2 separate regions of the Homo sapiens genome follow, and region 1 is linked to region 2. A link is an interaction called in ENCODE POLR2A ChIA-PET data of the cell type or tissue named here. Cell type or tissue: PC-9. All regions are shown on one strand. Links, peaks and the distances in the headings refer to the core of each region. The heading gives the core; the rest is flanking DNA. Region 1 overlaps ADORA1 (adenosine A1 receptor). Region 2 overlaps ATP2B4 (ATPase plasma membrane Ca2+ transporting 4).

Region 1 (8,384 bases), core at 267-8,266, 600 kb after region 2:
CTTGGGGATCTCATCCAGCCTCATGGATTTAAACCCATCTACATGCCATAGCTCTCACATTTACAACCACCCGCCCAGGCCTCTCATTCTTGTATATCCAACCACCTGCTCAACATTCCACTGAGATGTCTGTTAGACACGCCAAAGTCAGCATGTCTAAATCCAAACTCATTTTCTTCCTTCCACCACCTGCAGCCTTTCCCACCTTAGATGATGCCAACTGCATCCTCCCAGTTGCTTAGAAGTAAAAGTCTGGTCATATTGATTCTTCTTTCTCACATCCAATCTATAGGAAAATTCCCACATCCAACCCATAAGCAAATTCTTTGGCTCTTTTTTTCAAAATACATCATGAATTTAAACAAATCATGGTACATTCATACAATTGAATTCTAACAGCAATGAGGGGAAAAGTCCCATTCAGTAACAGGGATGAATCTTGGCAAGAATTTTGAGCTTCAGAAGCCAGACATAAAAGGGTGCAAACTGCTTGACTCCACATATAAAAGTTCAAGAACAACCAAAATCAATCTATAAGGATAAAGATCAAAATAGAGGTTGCCTTTTGGAGGGTACTGACTGGGAGGGAGCCCCATACAATGCTGGAAGTGTCCTAAATATTGATCGGGGTAGTGGTATATAGGTATATACATATGCAAAATTTTATAGAGCTGAGTACTTGAGGTTTATGCACTTTACTGGATAAAATTTTTACTTTGATACAAAGTAAATTAAAAGTTAAAAATTTTAAATGCATATCCAGAATTAACCACTTCTCACCACCTCCTCTGCTATTGTTCAGATTAGAGCCACCTCCGTCTTCCCTTACCTGAATCACTGCAATAGCACCTAACTACTCCCGTTTGCACCCTTGTCCCTAAAGCACATTCTCAACACGGCAACGAGAGTGATCCTTTAAAGCCTAAGTCAGATCATGTCACATCTCTGCTCTAAATCCTGCAATGGCTCACCATTTCCCTCAGAGTAAAAGCCATTGTCTTTCCAGTGGCCTCCATGCTGTACCTGGGCCAGTGACCCATTATCTCTGACCACTCTCTCCCTTTATCTCTCCATCTCAGCCCCACAGGCCTCTTTGCTAGTCCCTAAACCCTTCAGGTACATTCCTATGCTAGGGCCTCTGTTCTAGTTCTTTCCCCTGCATGGCATGCCCTCCCTATATCTGCATGGTGTGTTCCCTCACCTCCAGGGTTTTGGTCAAATGGCACCTTCTCAGTAAAGCCTCACGGACCACCCTATTTAAAGTTGCAACCCTTTCTCCCAGCCCCATTCTGGGCTGGGGCATTTCCAATCCCATTTACCCTGCCCCCTTTTTCTTTTTTCAATAGCACATTCTACCTTCCAACACTCTACATGATTTAGGTATTGCATTTATTATCTAGCATCTGATTTCCAATTCATTAGAATTCAGTCTCCATGAGGATCTCTGTTTTATTAATGAAAGTATCCCAACAGACCCTGGCTCATATGAGCACTCAATAAGTATTTGTTGAATAAATGAACAAATGAATGAATTAATGAATGAGTAGGTCTATCTGTACCAGGGCCCGGTGTAGGGACAAATCAGCTGCCCTTCTCTCTCAAAGGGGAAGCAAGAGGCAAGAAGGTAAGTTCAAAGAGCCTTTCCTACACAACCTGAGCTGCATGGAGTGAGTGTGGAGTGGGATCCAGCTGCCCAGCCCAGCTCTGCAAGGCATCAGCTGCCAGTCTCCTGCCATCCCCACTCCCACCACAGGTGGGGTGAGAGTTTCTCCTTGGCCACCTTGGTCTGTGGGAATCCATCATCTCAGCAGAGACTCTGAGCTGTCAGACAGAGGTAGAGACCAGATCAGCCTGCCCATCTGTGTATCCCCAGGCCTGGCCAAGTGCCTGACATATAGCAGGTGCTCAAAGCACACTTATAAAATAGATAAATGGATGTTGCCAGCCCCTCAGCCCCACACCTCTCTGCAGTTCTGCTGGGGAATAAAATTCCAAGGTAAGGAGCAAGGCAGGAGAAGGTACCCCCATGTCCTCTCCCTTGGGGTCAGGGAAGCCCCTTGCCAGCTGCCCCCATCTCCCTGCCCACCTTCAAACCAGTATTTCTAAGAGGACGTGTATGCCAAGACCCACCCATCTGCCTCTCCTTCTTCTCCTTATCCCCACGACCACCTGCCTGCCAGGCTTTTCTTTGGACTGCGGCAGCTGATAGTTCCCTCTGGGCTTGAATTAAGAAGGCTGAGGTTAAAGGAGTGATTCATGCCGCCCAAGGAGCCGTGTCTCTCCACTTCCTTCCTCTCTGCTCTATGTGTCTGTCCCCACCTGCCGAATGAGGCCAACCAAGATGTGCCTCACCCCAAGTCCTCTCCCAGGGACACTGCTTCCTCACCCTCAGGATGCCGAGGCCTTCAGGAAAGAGACCAGGCAATAAGGACTAGACTTGGGGCCCATACAGTCCTGCCCAACCCAGCCCAGAAGGGGAAGTGGGCTAAAGAATGCCAAATGCCCCCGGGGGATTTGCAGTGTGGGTAAAATTGGGGAGGGAGAAGGGAGAGTTGGAGTAAAGGGACTTGGGAAATATTTAACCTCACAAGGCAATCTTTCTAGATAGCACCTACACTATTTACTGGGTGACACAGCCCAGGTTCTGACTTGGCTCTGACCCTATGAACATTGTGAATCATTAAAGTGTTTTTTTGTTTGATTTTATAATTTCAACTTTTTTTTTTTTTTTTGAGACAAAGTCTCACTCTGTTGCCCAGGCTGGAGTGCAGTGGCATGATCTCAGCTCACTGCAACATCTGCCTCTTGGATTCATGCAATTCTCCTGCCTCAGCCTCTCAAGTAGCTGGGATTACAGTCGTGCACCACCATGCCCATCTAATTTTTGTATTTTTAGTAGAGACGCATTTCACCATGCTGGCCAAGATGGTCTTGAACTCCTGACCTCAAATGATCTGCCTGCCTCGGGCTCCCAAAGTGTTGGGATTACAGGCATGAGCCACCGCGCCCAGCCTCAACTTTTATTTTAATAGATTAAGGGGTACATGTGCAGGTTTGTTACACAGTAAAGCATTTTTCATAACAATAAATAATCAGAAACAATTGAAGTAGCCAGTGATATAAGAATGCATAAATAAAATATGATATTCAAATATTCATTTATTCAAAAATTTTTCCGGCATGCCTGCTCTGTGCCAGGCATGGGGAAATGGGGGTATGTAAGCAGATGTGTCCCTGGCCTTTGGGAACTTACCAAGCCCAGAAAGAGCGACATTGACTAGAAAGCTACCCAGGTGATGAGTGGTGGACTTGGAAGGAGAAGGAGATCCAACTTGAGTGTCTACCAGAGGAAACTGGTCCAGGTGGGGTGGGGCTCAGGGAAGGCCCCCCTAAGGAGAGCCCATTTTAGCTGAGACCCAAAAGATGAGTAATAATACAATCCAATATTATACCGCCATAAAAATCCTTACAAAATCATTTTAGTTGACACAGGGAAATGCTTATAATGTTAAGTGAATAAAATAGGATATAAAACCATGTATATATAGATGTTCTCAATATGTAAAAATAATATATCTATATATATGTGTGTGTGTGGAAAAATTTTCTGGAACACCAAAATGTTAACGGTAGTTCTCTGTAGGTGGTAGAATTACTGGTGATTTTACCATCTTTATTCTTTCTTCCATTTTTCACAATCAACATGGATTGCTTTTATGCTTGGAAATAAATAGCAAATGTCAGGGTGCGGCCCCTACAGATCTGCCTCTGGGTAAAAGGCATCCTGGCCATTCTCCGGCTTCCACGCAGAGCTGACACCTCGGCAGGTTGCCCCTCAAGCACTCAGAAACTTCCGGGAAGCCACCCGATGCCAGCTGGGGGAAGCTTTCACACTTGAAAGGAGTCCAGATGCCTCTTCAATTAAAGGCCATGTTCTCCCTTGGCCCAGCAAGCTGCTTGGCCTAACACACCTGAAGGCTATCCCTAATTCAGAGAAATTATCTTCTCAATCACAAAGCAACTTCCCTCCGCCTCATTCCCCTCTAAGCCTGCCACTGATCTGCTGACTTCACCCACTGAGGCTGCATACTTTCCTTTTCTGTTCCTTGAGGGGCGGGTGACTGCAAAGAGCTCTTCTGCTCAAGCTTTTTACATCAGAGGCGGGGGAGCAAGCATCCAGATGGGAGGAGGAAAGAACTCCCAGCCAAGTAATCTTGCGTAAGCTCCTCCTCTCTCCAATCTCAGTTTCCTCCTCAGTCCGCAAGTGTGAGAGTTTGAGCTTCAGGGCTTCCTCCAACTCCTCTTCCCTCTTAGACACTCCAGGCCTATGACTAATCCATCCTTAGATACAGGATCTGAAGACGGCCTACCTCTCTGAAAGCAGAAGGCATGACCTGAGAGCAACTGTTCTGGGACCCAGAAGCCACAGACAGTCACCTGCGGGGGCATGACGGCACACAAGGCATTTCAGGGTTGTCAAGAAAAGCCCAGGCTAGCCAGGGTGGGGACAGCTAAATTGATGCCTAAACGCAAACGTGCCCTAATTTACCAGATTTCTTTCCCCACTCTGGCTCAGCACGCCGAGCTCCTCCACCACTCCTTGCTGTGGTTCCCCGGGTCAGCAGCCCAGTGGGGCAGGCTTCAAGCTATGGACAGAGGCAGGAACTGCCAAGGGCTCAACTGCCCACTGGAGTGAAGGTGGAGGGGAAGATGCTGGGCGGGGACTGAGCAGAGTGCAGAGGCCATTGGCAAAGATCAGAGGAGAAAAATCACCCTACTGACAACTTCATAGAAACTCCTCCAAAAATCCTACAGCTTCTTGGGCTGACGCAAGATACACATGGGCTTACTGGTTAAAGGCATCTGTTAGGCCTAGAGTCAAATCCTGCTTCTGCCCCTGACAAGCTGTTTGGGCAAGTTACTGAAACTCCCCAAGCCTCAGCCCTCAATTTAGCTAAAGAATTGTCTATAGAGAGGCCAGGCGAGGTGGCTCACGCCTGTAATCCCAGCACTTTGGGAAGCCAAGGCGGGTGGCTCACCTGAGGTCAAAAATTCGAGACCAGCCTGGCCAACATGGTGAAACCCCATCTCTACTAAAAATACAAAAAATGAGCTGGGCATGGTGGCATGCACCTGTAATTCTAGCTACTCAGGAGGCTGAGGCAGGAGAATCGCTTGAACCTGGGAGGTGGAGGTTGCAGTGAGCTGAGATTGTGCCACTGCACTCCAGCCTGGGCGACAGAATGAGACTCCATCTCAAAAAAAAAAAAAAAGAATTGTCTATACAATGGGGGTAACAATAAGCTCTACTAGTGAGACTATGAACATTGAATGAGATAAAATATATTAAAAACATAGCATTGTTCCTAGCATACACTCACTAGGAGCTAAAACACACAACACAACAAAACCCTCCCGGGATCCCAACACAGCACTGGCAGGAGTCAGGATAAGGAAGAACCACAGAATTAGAGCTGAAAGGTACCTCAGAGACCTCAAATCCAACCCCTTCATTTCTTTCTTTTTATTTATTTATTTATATTGAGACAGAGTCTTGCTCTGTTGCCCAGGCTAGAGTGTAGTGGCGCAATCTCGGCTCACTGCAATATACGCCTCCCAAGTCCAAGTGATTCTCCTGTCTCAGCCTCCCAAGTAGCTGGGATGACAGGCATGTGCCACCACGCCCAGCTATTTGTTTTTGGTATTTTTAGTAGTGATGGGGTTTCACCATGTTGTCCAGGCTGATCTCGAACTCCTGGTCTCAAGGGATACACCCATCTCAGCCTCCCAATGTGCTGGGATTACAGGCATGAGCCACCATGCCCCACCTCCAACCCCTTCATTTAACAGATGGTGAAGGGGAAAGGCTCAGAGAGGCTGAATAACTTATCAAAGGTTGCATAGCTAATTAGTAACAGAGCAAGGTTCAAACTCAGGTCTGCCTGACTCGCAAACACCCACCATCCCTCACTCCACTCCAACCCAGCTGGCCATGGACAGCCCCCTTGCTAGGGTCTCCTTCCCACAGAGAGGTTTGGTCAGGGAGCCCTCTGTTGGCACACTTCCCTACAACTAGCCCTCGGGAGTAGGCACCAAATTGCCACCAAGAAAGCTCTGGGTGAGGGGTTAAGGGACAAATAATAGAGATTCCCTAGAACCAGGAGCTGAGGGGAATAGGGCTTCAATTACCAAGCATGGGGAGGTGCTATGCAAATAGCGTGCAAATTATATGCAAATGACCACAGGTTACTGATGAATCAACAATTTGAGCTTAAAAAGAAAAAATTTTGTAACTGGATCATATTATATGGTGTGAATCTCTTTTCTCTCTTGGTTTTCTGCCAAGTAGAAAGAAAGAAAATTTGTGGTTGACTGACCAAACCATGCCCCACTTGGTGATAGCCAGCAGACACCTGTATCCGGGTGCCCCAGACACGCCTCACCAGTGCTCGGTCAGTACGACTCTCTGTGCCCAGGGCCACATCTACCTTTGACTGGCATGTCAGGGCAGCAAGCCTGGTGCCTGGGGACCTCTGGCCAAGAGGAGTTTCGTAGACCCAGCAGCCTGCTGACTCCAGCCACGTAGAGGGGAGCAAAGCATGCTGTTCCTCCTGGAAGGGACCTGGGCAGTGCCACGCAGGAGCCCAGAATGGCCCAACACCTCAGCCAGGATCCCTGCTTGAGAAGTGAGGCCCCAGCAGCCTTTCCCTAACTCAGGAGAAAGGCTCCTCTCCATGGGGCAGGACACTCCCAGGCACTGCTGGTGTGTGGCTGTCAAGGAGCCACGCTGAGCCAGTGGGGGCATCTGTGGTCATGGCCCTGAATCAGAAGTGGGGACAGGTCTAGCCCACAGCAAGAAAGTGAGAGGTTAGACTTCTGGAAGATAGGCTTGAGGCTCAACTGTGTGTGTTCCGTAAACCTGGCCAATTCAATCAACGTTTACTGAGGGTCTGTGATGTGCCAGACACTGAGCTGGGCATTCTGAAGAATTTGCAGAAATAGATAAGATGTGGATGCTGCCTTGAGGCACCAACACTGCACCAGAGGAGTAGAAACATGTATAGATATAACTTCACAGTACTTAGACACCTCCTGGGAGATGTGTTGCGTATGTGTTTGTGTGCGTGTTTCTTCGTGTGTATGTGTTGACACCGAATGACACCTAAGAGCGTGAGTGGCAGGAGTAGGGCTCACCTATCCAGCCACACTTGAGCCATATGTTAATAGTGACAATAAAACTACAAATAAGACCTCCCTATGGCTTGCATATATGAGGCATAATATTAATACAAGTGCTTCGCATATATGAGTTCATTAAATTATTCCAATAACCCTAGGGAGTAGGCACTATTATTAATGTTCCCTTTTATACATAAGGACATTAAAGCTTAAAGCGGTTAGGTAAGTGACTTTTGCACAGCTAGAAATTCCCAGCAAGGATTTGAACTCAGGCCCATGGCAGCCTCTGTGCAGGTCCCTGCCTCCACCCTCAAAGGACAGCTCCCCAGGACCCCAGCTCCAAAGCCACAGCAGCTGCCTCCTGAAGGAATAAGTCTGCTGTTCCCACCAGTGCAGCCATCCCAGCCCCACAGGGCAAGTAGGGTGCATTCTGTCACAGCAAGACGGGACCTTTGGCTCACCTTAACACTCACTCAGCAGACAGAATTTCTCCAGCAGCCTTCCTACAGCTGGACATCTGCATGAGTTTCCAAATGTGGCAACACTTCGTTATAATGGCCAGGCTCAGAGGCCCCGCTCTTCTAATGCACTGAGACCAGCTTTATATGTGCAGCCCAGCAGCAACCTGGGACTAATGGCAGCATGTGGGCCCCTCAGTGGATGAGCCTATGGGGCTTCTGGCTGTGTTCCCTTATTCACCCCACCTTCCCTGGAAAACCTGGAGGGTGGAGGGAGGTAGACAGGGCAGAGAGACTGGCATCAAGCCACTGGGCATGGGGAATCAGGAAGGAAGGCAGATAATTAGATCACACTTCTGAGTGAGCTTCAAGGAGACCCTCTGAGTCTTAGTTTCCCCCTTTAAAAGCTCCTGCTCCACCTCCCTTACAGCGGCGTGATGATAACAGGAAAAAATCATGCATGTAAGAAAGGCTTTGAAAAGTTAAATGTGCACAAATGTAACACAAAGGGAGAAACATGGGTCCCTAGGCCTGCCCGGGCAAGGGGCCAAGTGAGGTCAGAGGCCCTACATCCCAGAGAAGCTATGCCGGGGGTGGCAGGTGCTGGAGATGGCCAGAGCTCCCCAGGAGAAAAGGAATCTACTGGGGGCAAGAATTCAAAGAGGGGGCAAGCATGCCTCACAAGAGCGTCCCAGCAGGGCCAGTCCCTGGCAATATGCCCAGGCACTCGCTGGCACTTGGTGGCCC
Region 2 (8,384 bases), core at 257-8,256:
GTGCTCCCTTCCACAGGGCTACATGACGGCACTTTATTTTAAATCCTTTAAACAAAATACATATGGCTGACCCAAAAATATCAGTTTCTGATCTAAAGAAAACTATAATTTTTGCATATATTTCTATATTTTCTCTCCTATTATGGAAACTAGAACACAAGAAAAAAAACCATTGACTTTTAAAAAGTAGACACAAGCCCTCAAGGGTAACCTGTCAGGCACCATGAGAACCTTTTGTGAACAGGAATGGTAAAATAGCCTTCAAAGCTCGTTATTGGCTTGCTATTTAAAATGATCTGAGGTAATACAAGATTTGATAGAATTAAATCTTCTAAAATAGTTGATGAATATATATGTGAAACCTAACACCTTGGGTGAGCTGTTTTTTTCCCCTATGAGTATTTAAGACACAAAAAAGAATTATTGAAGCATGTACGTTTTACAAAACCAAAATCAAATTTGCTTTCCTATTTCCTACGATGATGGATTATGTAGTCATGGGGATATGTAGGGGACATTGTTTCTTTATGTTTCCTACTGTGGACAGCTCAGGTGAAAGGGGTGAGGGAGGACAGATCCAGAAGAAAAGGCTAGGTGGATCAGGTCATCTTCCTCTCACATGGGAATTTGGCCGTTCATACATCCCCTCTTCTTGACTCTCATCACTCTAGAAAGGGGGGTGGGCTTCATTTATCTAATGGGAGGTGAGAGTCAGGGACATGAACTGGCCCCTACACAGAAGTCAACACCAGCAGGGATACAAATGGAGCTCCTGCAAACGTGGCTCCACGTTGTCCCAGTAAGGAACACTTAAAAAATCTCCTAGCAAAGTCCCCAACTCCTGAGAGGCAGATGGGAAGGGGATGCTTTGGGCAGTATTCAGGGGAAAAAAAGGCACAGGGCTTTACTGGGCAGCAGCTGGAGCATGTGGCTGAAGCGGGGCTGGAGGAAGGGGGAGTGTGCCGGGTGCGGGGGGTCTTTTTCTCGTTTAAGTTGGCAAAATGTCACAGGGGCCTCCCACTTTGGATACATATTTTCAAAATCAGAATATTTGAGAAAGGCTGGGACCTTCTCAGAGACTGGAAAAGTTGTGACACGTGGCAAAAATTAGAATCAGAAACTGGAGAGAATGTCGAAGCTGGTCCCCAGGCACCTAAGCTCAAGGTTTCTGGCCTCTGCAGGAAGGTTTTCTCAGATCATGCTAGAATGGCTCTTTGGCCTCTCCCAAGGCTTCTGAACACTCATTCCCCACCAGTCAGGTCCTGCCCTGGAGAGCCTTGGCAGATGGCTTTGAAAGCAGTGGTCACCCCAAAGAGGAGCCCACAAAAGTCTGCTTTGATGGTCTGTCTTGTCCTAGATTTGGCAGCGTCTGGTCCTCAATATCCAAGCCCAGTAAGGGGGCAGGGTCATACCCAGTTCATTCTTTTGCCACCACTTTAGGAATAAGAGAAAGCTCAGGCTTTCAGGTAAAAACTGTATACCACACATATGCAACCTTCATGGGCAAGGCTGATCTCCCTGGCACTTAAGAACCACATACACTTTACAAGATGGCAATTTAAAAGCAGAAGGTAACCTGGCAACAACAGAGAAATATTCTTACCAGCACTTAATTGCTTCAAAAGGACCCTTTTAACAAAGAAACTGGTTGGATTCTGGAACTAAATCAAGGGTTCTTTTGGGCCAAAAGGGAGAAGGATCTAAGTTTACACAATTCATCCATATCCTTTCCATTTTCTTAATCATCATAAAAAAAAAAAAAAAAAAGGAAAGGAAGGGAAGACAAAAGACAAAGAACTTTGGAGAGGTTTGAATGAAAGGGCAGAAAGAGTTAGAGGCCTACAGGCCTTTAGGTGTAAGTTTTCAAAGTGGGAAAAATTGAAAAACAATCACACTACTGGCGGATTTTATACATTCCATCTCTACCGCAACATATTTCACTTGGGGATATTTGTCTCCCTCTGAACCCTCAACTTAGCTTATAAATGGCACAGACTTGTAGGACAAAATCCAGAATTCAGGAGAGGAACATCGGGGAGAATGTGGGGTGGGGTGATGCCAAGAGGATTGTCATCATTTCTTTAAAAATGACAAGTGACTACCAAGGAGTAGATTCTACCATGACCTGAATGGGGTTTGACTGGGTCCCGCTACAAACCCCAAGTCAAGCTTAAGTTGAAATCCTTGTAAGTCTGTGCTCTTGCCTCTTCATGGTCAGGTAGAGGTTCACTTCACACACACTGCTGTTAACACAGCAGCTGACGTGACAATGAAAAGTCCCATCATCACCTCATAGATGGGATAGACGAAAATGGAAATAGGTAAAATAGGGATGAGAGTCAGAGAAAGAAAATTCAAACTGATGTCTCTAGGCTCTGTAGAGAGCTGTCCGACTGGGGGAGCTGCACTTGGTTGCAATCCACCGCATTGTTGTTTGTATTGGCATATGGAGTGACCTCACCATCCAACAGGAGCACCCTAGTCCCAAACTTAGAAGCCTTGTCAGGATTTTCCTCCTCTTCCTCATCCAGGAGTGGTGTTCGTGGCAACTCCTCCTCTATGGCGAATTCAGGGTGGGTCATGAAGCTGTGGATGGACTTTTGGTTGTAGGGTTTCTGAATGCTTTCGTGGAGGGAACTATGGAACGCTTTGACCACTTTGATCTATACCAGGGGAAGGAAAAGGAGGATGAGAAAATAGAGAGGTGAGAATTGGCCGGCAGAACAAGGAGATGGTGGATTTAGGAGAGAAACAAAACCCAGACTATAAAACATGACTGCTCAGCATCAAAACCAAACACACATCAGAAGAGATCATGGGGCACTAGAAACATCACATGGCTCAACTTTCAAGCAGTGGGGTGGGCTGGGGTGAGTGACGGCAACTAGGACGTTTTGAAAGCTGCATTAAAAAAAGTAGAAAACCCAAAGCAACGTTAGCATTCCCAAACAATCTACTTTTAAAATGAAACAGAAAACAAGAAGTTTCATTAGTTCTTTTAGATGGAGGGCAAGGACATGGGAACTAGATGCAAATTCATAGCCAAACTTAAAAAGATGATTGAGATATGTGGATTTCTGTGCTGAGGCCAAACATTTTGTGAATGTGGAATGGAAAAATTATGCATTGAGGTTTAGTTATCTGTTTAAAGACCTCAAAGAGCCAGCATACACCAATCTGCACATAATACAGGTTGGGTGACGAGTGACCATGAAAACTGTGCAGCCAGGCAGACAAACCAATCTTCATTTGTGTCAGCAGCATGCAGGAACTTAAAACTCTCTAATAATAATTTGCCCTTTCAGCCAGGAAACATGCATATTTTTATATCCCACAACCACCACTGTGTCCCCTCCCCGCAAATAACACAGAACTTCACTCCTTCAGCCCCTTCCCTAGAAGCAGCAGATAAAATACAGGTGTCAAAAGATGCCTTCCTCCTGCCTATTGAGAAAAGACCTGGCTCTCATAATTCAAATGCACGTTCATGTCTCTGATACACAGCAACTGTGCCCAATCATGCTGCTTTCTCTAGCTGTTTCCAAATTGTGAAGAGGAGCATAGTCTTATGTGGAGAAGGGAATGAAAGGGACCAGGGAGAGAAACCTAATCCAGGAGGCAGTGCTACAAACAAGTGGCCTTTCTGATGGGGTGGATGAAGAGGATGAAGGAAAGGAAACCACGTGCGGTTTTACTGGGCAAAAGGAGATGCATTGCCCAGTGTCATAGTCTCTGTCTTACTGCGCAAAAAGGAAGGGATTCGGTCAGTTCAGAGTCATCAAGAAAAAACTGACAATAATTGATGCCTGTGAACAGCTTTTGCTTGTCCACAGGCACCAGCAATTTTGGCAGCTCTGCTTTTCTGAACTGCAGGTCTCTCTGAGGCGTGGCTTAGAATCAGGGATGGTAGAATTGGGGTAGGGGGAGAGGGTTGGAGCTCCGAGAAGTTGGAGAGAGGGGCCAGGGGAAAGGTAAATGGTTGTAGGACGGTTCTAGTTGTTGGAAGGTGGCTGATCCTAGTCTTGTCCAAAAAATCTTCACTCAGAAAAGAAATGGGAGTAATGTGGGGGAAACTGTTGAGGTTGGAGGGGTAGGAGTGATGAAGGTGGGGGTAGGGTACCTCTTTCATTCCTCTGCTGTTTAACCAAAAATATATTCCAGGAGAAGACACAAGAATTTGGAGACAGCAGAGGATACAGAGAGTCAGCCAAATAAACTGGTTGGATCACCTGTTCCAGTGCTTCCTACCACCATACAGAACCTTCATAAATACCACTCAAAGAAGGCTCACTATCAATACTGTTGGTCCGTTTTCTCTGGAGGAGAATGTGTCTCTGCTGGCTAAGGCTTTCTTTATCTCGTCCCACTCTACTACAGCCTGCAGACCCACCCAAGACTGAGGGTGCTCAAAGCTCAGAAGGCAAAGGACTCCTTGCCACTCAACAGTATCAGCTCAACACCTCAGCCAAGAAGAATCAGGGAGCACAGGCACACACTCACCATGCTGAACAGACAGCGAGGACCACATTTTTATTATCTGATTCCTATTTGACCATCTGATGTGCAAATTTTACCTATCATGTTGCCTTTGCTCCAGATCTAGGTGAGATCAGATGGAATGGAGGCTCCATCTGGTCTTCAGGAAGTCTCAAGTTTTCACTGATCTACATAAAATCTCAGAGCAAGGCAATTTGGATTGAGTGAGTCCAAACCCAGTGCCTTCTCCTTTGACCCTGGCACAGATACACTGGCCAAGAGATGGGTCCAAAGTCATCCCACTCCATCAAAGCCATCACTGTCAGGAGTGATAACATAGCCCACATTTTTCATATGTTTTCAAGATCTCAAAATTTCTACTGAATATTACAGGAGGGCAGGTGCCTTTATCCGCCAGTACATCATCTTCAATATCAGTGATTTTCAATTTCCTGCTTCCATTCAATTGAATACTTTGTTGGAAAAAATTACATGTGAAGTCCACTATAGAAAATAAATTTGTAACAACTGGGGTTGGAGTGAGGGTCTGGAGCCCTGTTTGTTGGCTTTTCCTCTCACCTGTTGGGGTGACCAATAATACTGTTACAGGTAAACAATGAGGAAGATAAAAGTGAATTGGGGATGGGTAGATGGAAAAAATATGGGAAATGTCTTTTGGGGAGCAAGAAACAGTCATCCAGCTAGACTGCAGGACTTCTGGAATCTAAAGGGAAACCAGCCACCTGTAAGGAAGCTCACGTGAAGAGGGGTCAGAGAGCTAGGGAGCACCAGCTGGCTTGGTGGGTGGAGAGAAGGGTGAGGGAGGAGAGGGCATGGGGCTGTGCCAGGATGCCCCAACTCCAGCACTGGCCTCAGAGAACACATGCTGATGAACAATCATGCACTATATCACCACCAATCCACCCAGGGCTGGCATCTCCCCTTCCTGGAGCATGATGCCTGGTGCATGAGCAGTGTATGGGGACAAGACAGGGCTAGTGAAGAAGGTGCAGGGAAAGCTTTGAGCACTCTCCACACAGCCAGTCAACCCTTCCCTTCCTGGTCATCATTTCTCAAAACCTTGGGGAAATGTCTCTTTTGGGGCCCTGGCCTACAGGTGGAAGTGGCTGGTTGAAGGGCAACTCTTTTCATGACTCAGGAGACTGGGTATGAGTGCTGAGGGCTACTCTCTGCAGCTCAATGAGTGGGCAGGTGAAGACTCCATTTTCTCATTCTGTAGTTTTCTGCTTTTTTTTTTTTGGGGGGGATGGAGTTTCACTCTTGTTGCCCAAGCTGGAGTGCAATGGCGTGATCTCAGCTCACTGCAACCTCCGCCTCCCGAGTTCAAGCGATTCTCCTGCCTCAGCCTCTAGAGTAGCTGGGATTACAGACGTGCGCCACCGCACTCAGCTATTTTTTTTTGTATTTTTAGTAGAAATGAGGTTTCACCATGTTGGCCAGGCTGGTCTCGAACTCCTGACCTCAAGTAATCCACCTGCCTCGGCCTCCCAAAGTGCTGGGATTACAGGCGTGAGCCACCGCGCCAGGCAGTTTTCTGCTCTTTTCAGAAACCAGAAGAAAAGGATTAGGGCCTCCCTATGCAGGGAAATCTTAGAGATCTATCTAATGAAGGTTGGACAAACAGTTGAATTCATTTGGAGATCTGGAATGGGAAAGAGGGTTTTAAAATGTATGGCTATAACTTCTAGGAGCTCCAACTAAAAAGGCACAGCTGGAGAAAGAGCAGGTGTGGCCTGTCTCTCCTCTGATCTAGTCTTTGAGGATTTGGAGCACACCCTCTACCAGCTGCTCTACAAGATCCCAGTCTTCTGCTTAGTCTTCTACTTAGTCTCCTTCCACCATCAAACCATCAGGATATCTGACACTAACCCTTCCTATCAGAAAGGGATGATTAAAACAGAACAGAAGCTAGTTAGAAGGGGATGGCAGAACTAGAAGGAAAAAAGGAATTAAGAGAGGAATATGAAAGAACTGGTGGGAGAGGTTCCTGGATACTTGCAGGGCAAGACTTAGTGAGTTCTTTCTTGCCTGTTTTTTTGACCTAAAGAAATTGTATGTATCTCTATCAAGTTCCACCCCCATTCCTCACATCAGAACACTTTGGCTAAAGAGACAAAACAAATCTAAGTCTGGTCAACCCACACAGTCCGTGATCATGTGAACCACAGACAAGGCAACTGTTCTTTCTTGAGCCCCTTTGCAGAGGTCGGGGTGGGGGGTGGTGAGGTTGGGAATGGGGGAGGAAGGAACAGACTGAACACTCAGCTATTTGAAACCCACATTATATTTAATACAGATAAACTCCTTCCCACATTATCAGCAAAGAGCTGGCTACCTTCTCTCTCCTCTCTGAGTCCCATTTGGGGAAGGGAAAATGACCAGGAATAGGAAGACATAAGCATTAGCAAGAATCCAAGAATCTACCAATGGGAACACCAGATCTTAGGTTGTGAGTTGATAATACTCCAATTGCAAGTCCGGCTGAGAAAGGGCTTCCTGAAACTTTATGTGCAAAATAAGTGCTGGCTATTGGTGAAACAATCAAACTAGAGAAAAGGAGAAGCAAAATAAAAGGCACTCCTCTTCAGAAACTCCTAAAAGTTTAGTAAATGAAGAAAAAATGTTATTTTGACTCTTTTGTATATTTCTCGTACCTTCATGTGAACTAATTGATTTTTTTTCTTCGTTTTTTTTTTTTTTTTTTTTTTTGAGATGGAGTCTGTCTCTGTCACCCAGGCTGGAGTGCAGTAGAGCATCTTGGCTCACCGCAACCTCCGCCTCCTGGGTTCCAGCGATTCTCCTGCCTCAGCATCCTGAGTAGCTGGGACTATAGGCACGTGCCACCATGCCTGGCTAATTTTTGTATTTTTTAGTAGAGACAGGGTTTCACCATATTGGCCAGGCTGGTCTTGAACTCCTGACCTTATGATCCACCTGCCTTGGCCTCCCAGAGTGCTGGGATTATAGGCGTGAACCACTGTGCCTGGCCTTTTTTTTTTTTTTTTTGAGATGGAGTCTCACTCTGTAGCCCAGGTTGGAGTGCAATGGTGCTATCTCGGCTCACTGCAACCTCTGACTCCCGGGTTCAAGTGATTCTCCCGCCTCAGCCTCCCGAGTAGCTGGGATTACAGGCACGCACCATATTGCCCGGCTAATTTTTGTATTTTTGTAGAGACAGGGTTTCGCCATGTTGGCCAGGCAGGTCTTGAACTCCTGACCTCAGGTGATCCGCCCACCTCGGCCTCCTAAAGTTGGGATTACAGGTGTGAGCCACAGCACCCAGCCAAGATTAACTGATTTTTAAACCGGAGTCCCAGAAAAGTAAAATAACGGGGATGTTCAACCATATACATTTGAACTGAACTACTTTCTTTTCTTCACCTATAGCTACAACTTTTTTTTTTTTTTGAGACAGAGTCTTGCTCTATCGCCCAGGGTGGAGTGCAGTGGCTCTCCACTTGGCTCACTGTAACCTCCGCCTCCTGAGTTCAAGTGATTCTCCTGTCTTAGCCTCCCGAGTAGCTATAGGACTACAGGTGCCCGCCACCACGCCCAGCTAATTTTTTGTATTTTTAGTAGAGACGGGGTTTCACCATGTTAGCCAGGATGGTCTTGATCTCCTGACCTCGTGATCTGCTTTGGCCTCCCAAAGTGTTGGGATTACAGGCGTGAGCCATCGTGCCCAGCCAGCTACAACTTTTATGCTAAAATTGCCAGTCAGCAATACAGTGGTGGCCAAATGGACTATTATTATTGACCAAGTTTAATACTGGCTCAATTATGACAGGTCCACTAGTCAAAACACACCCATGGGCACATTAGCTCCCTTCCTACCTTTCCTCAAAAGATCCCAAACTTTGCCCCCATGTAAAGAAAGCTCTTGGGTT

What was found. Peaks named below come from ENCODE experiments on the same cell type or tissue, not always from the same donor. Only the 100,000 strongest peaks of a DNase experiment are listed, where the experiment ranks them.
Region 1: POLR2A ChIA-PET joins it to region 2 with 13 read pairs; 3 of 35 experiments call an interaction of 5 or more read pairs at or near these places.

What each region holds. Positions count from the first base shown.
Region 1 is chr1:203,130,006-203,138,389 of GRCh38, reverse strand. All of the region lies in intron 3 of ADORA1 (adenosine A1 receptor), which reads right to left. Among named protein-coding and RNA genes, the nearest start is that of ADORA1, 6.5 kb to the right of the region's middle. RefSeq lists an enhancer at 3,320-4,207. In PC-9, for the core only: CTCF peaks have their summits at 1,573 and 1,783; DNase peaks (open chromatin) are centred at 2,319, 2,559 and 4,269; H3K4me3 peaks cover 975 bases; H3K27ac peaks cover 3,735 bases.
Region 2 is chr1:203,733,825-203,742,208 of GRCh38, reverse strand. ATP2B4 (ATPase plasma membrane Ca2+ transporting 4) reads right to left here. Exons shown (of 21, transcript NM_001684.5): 21 at 1-2,663. The coding sequence ends at 2,355. It overlaps LOC102723543 (a long non-coding RNA gene), which reads left to right. Exons shown (of 2, transcript XR_426890.4): 2 at 4,162-5,015. Among named protein-coding and RNA genes, the nearest start is that of LINC00260, 7.4 kb to the right of the region's middle. In PC-9, for the core only: no CTCF peak of the experiment used is centred there; no DNase peak of the experiment used is centred there.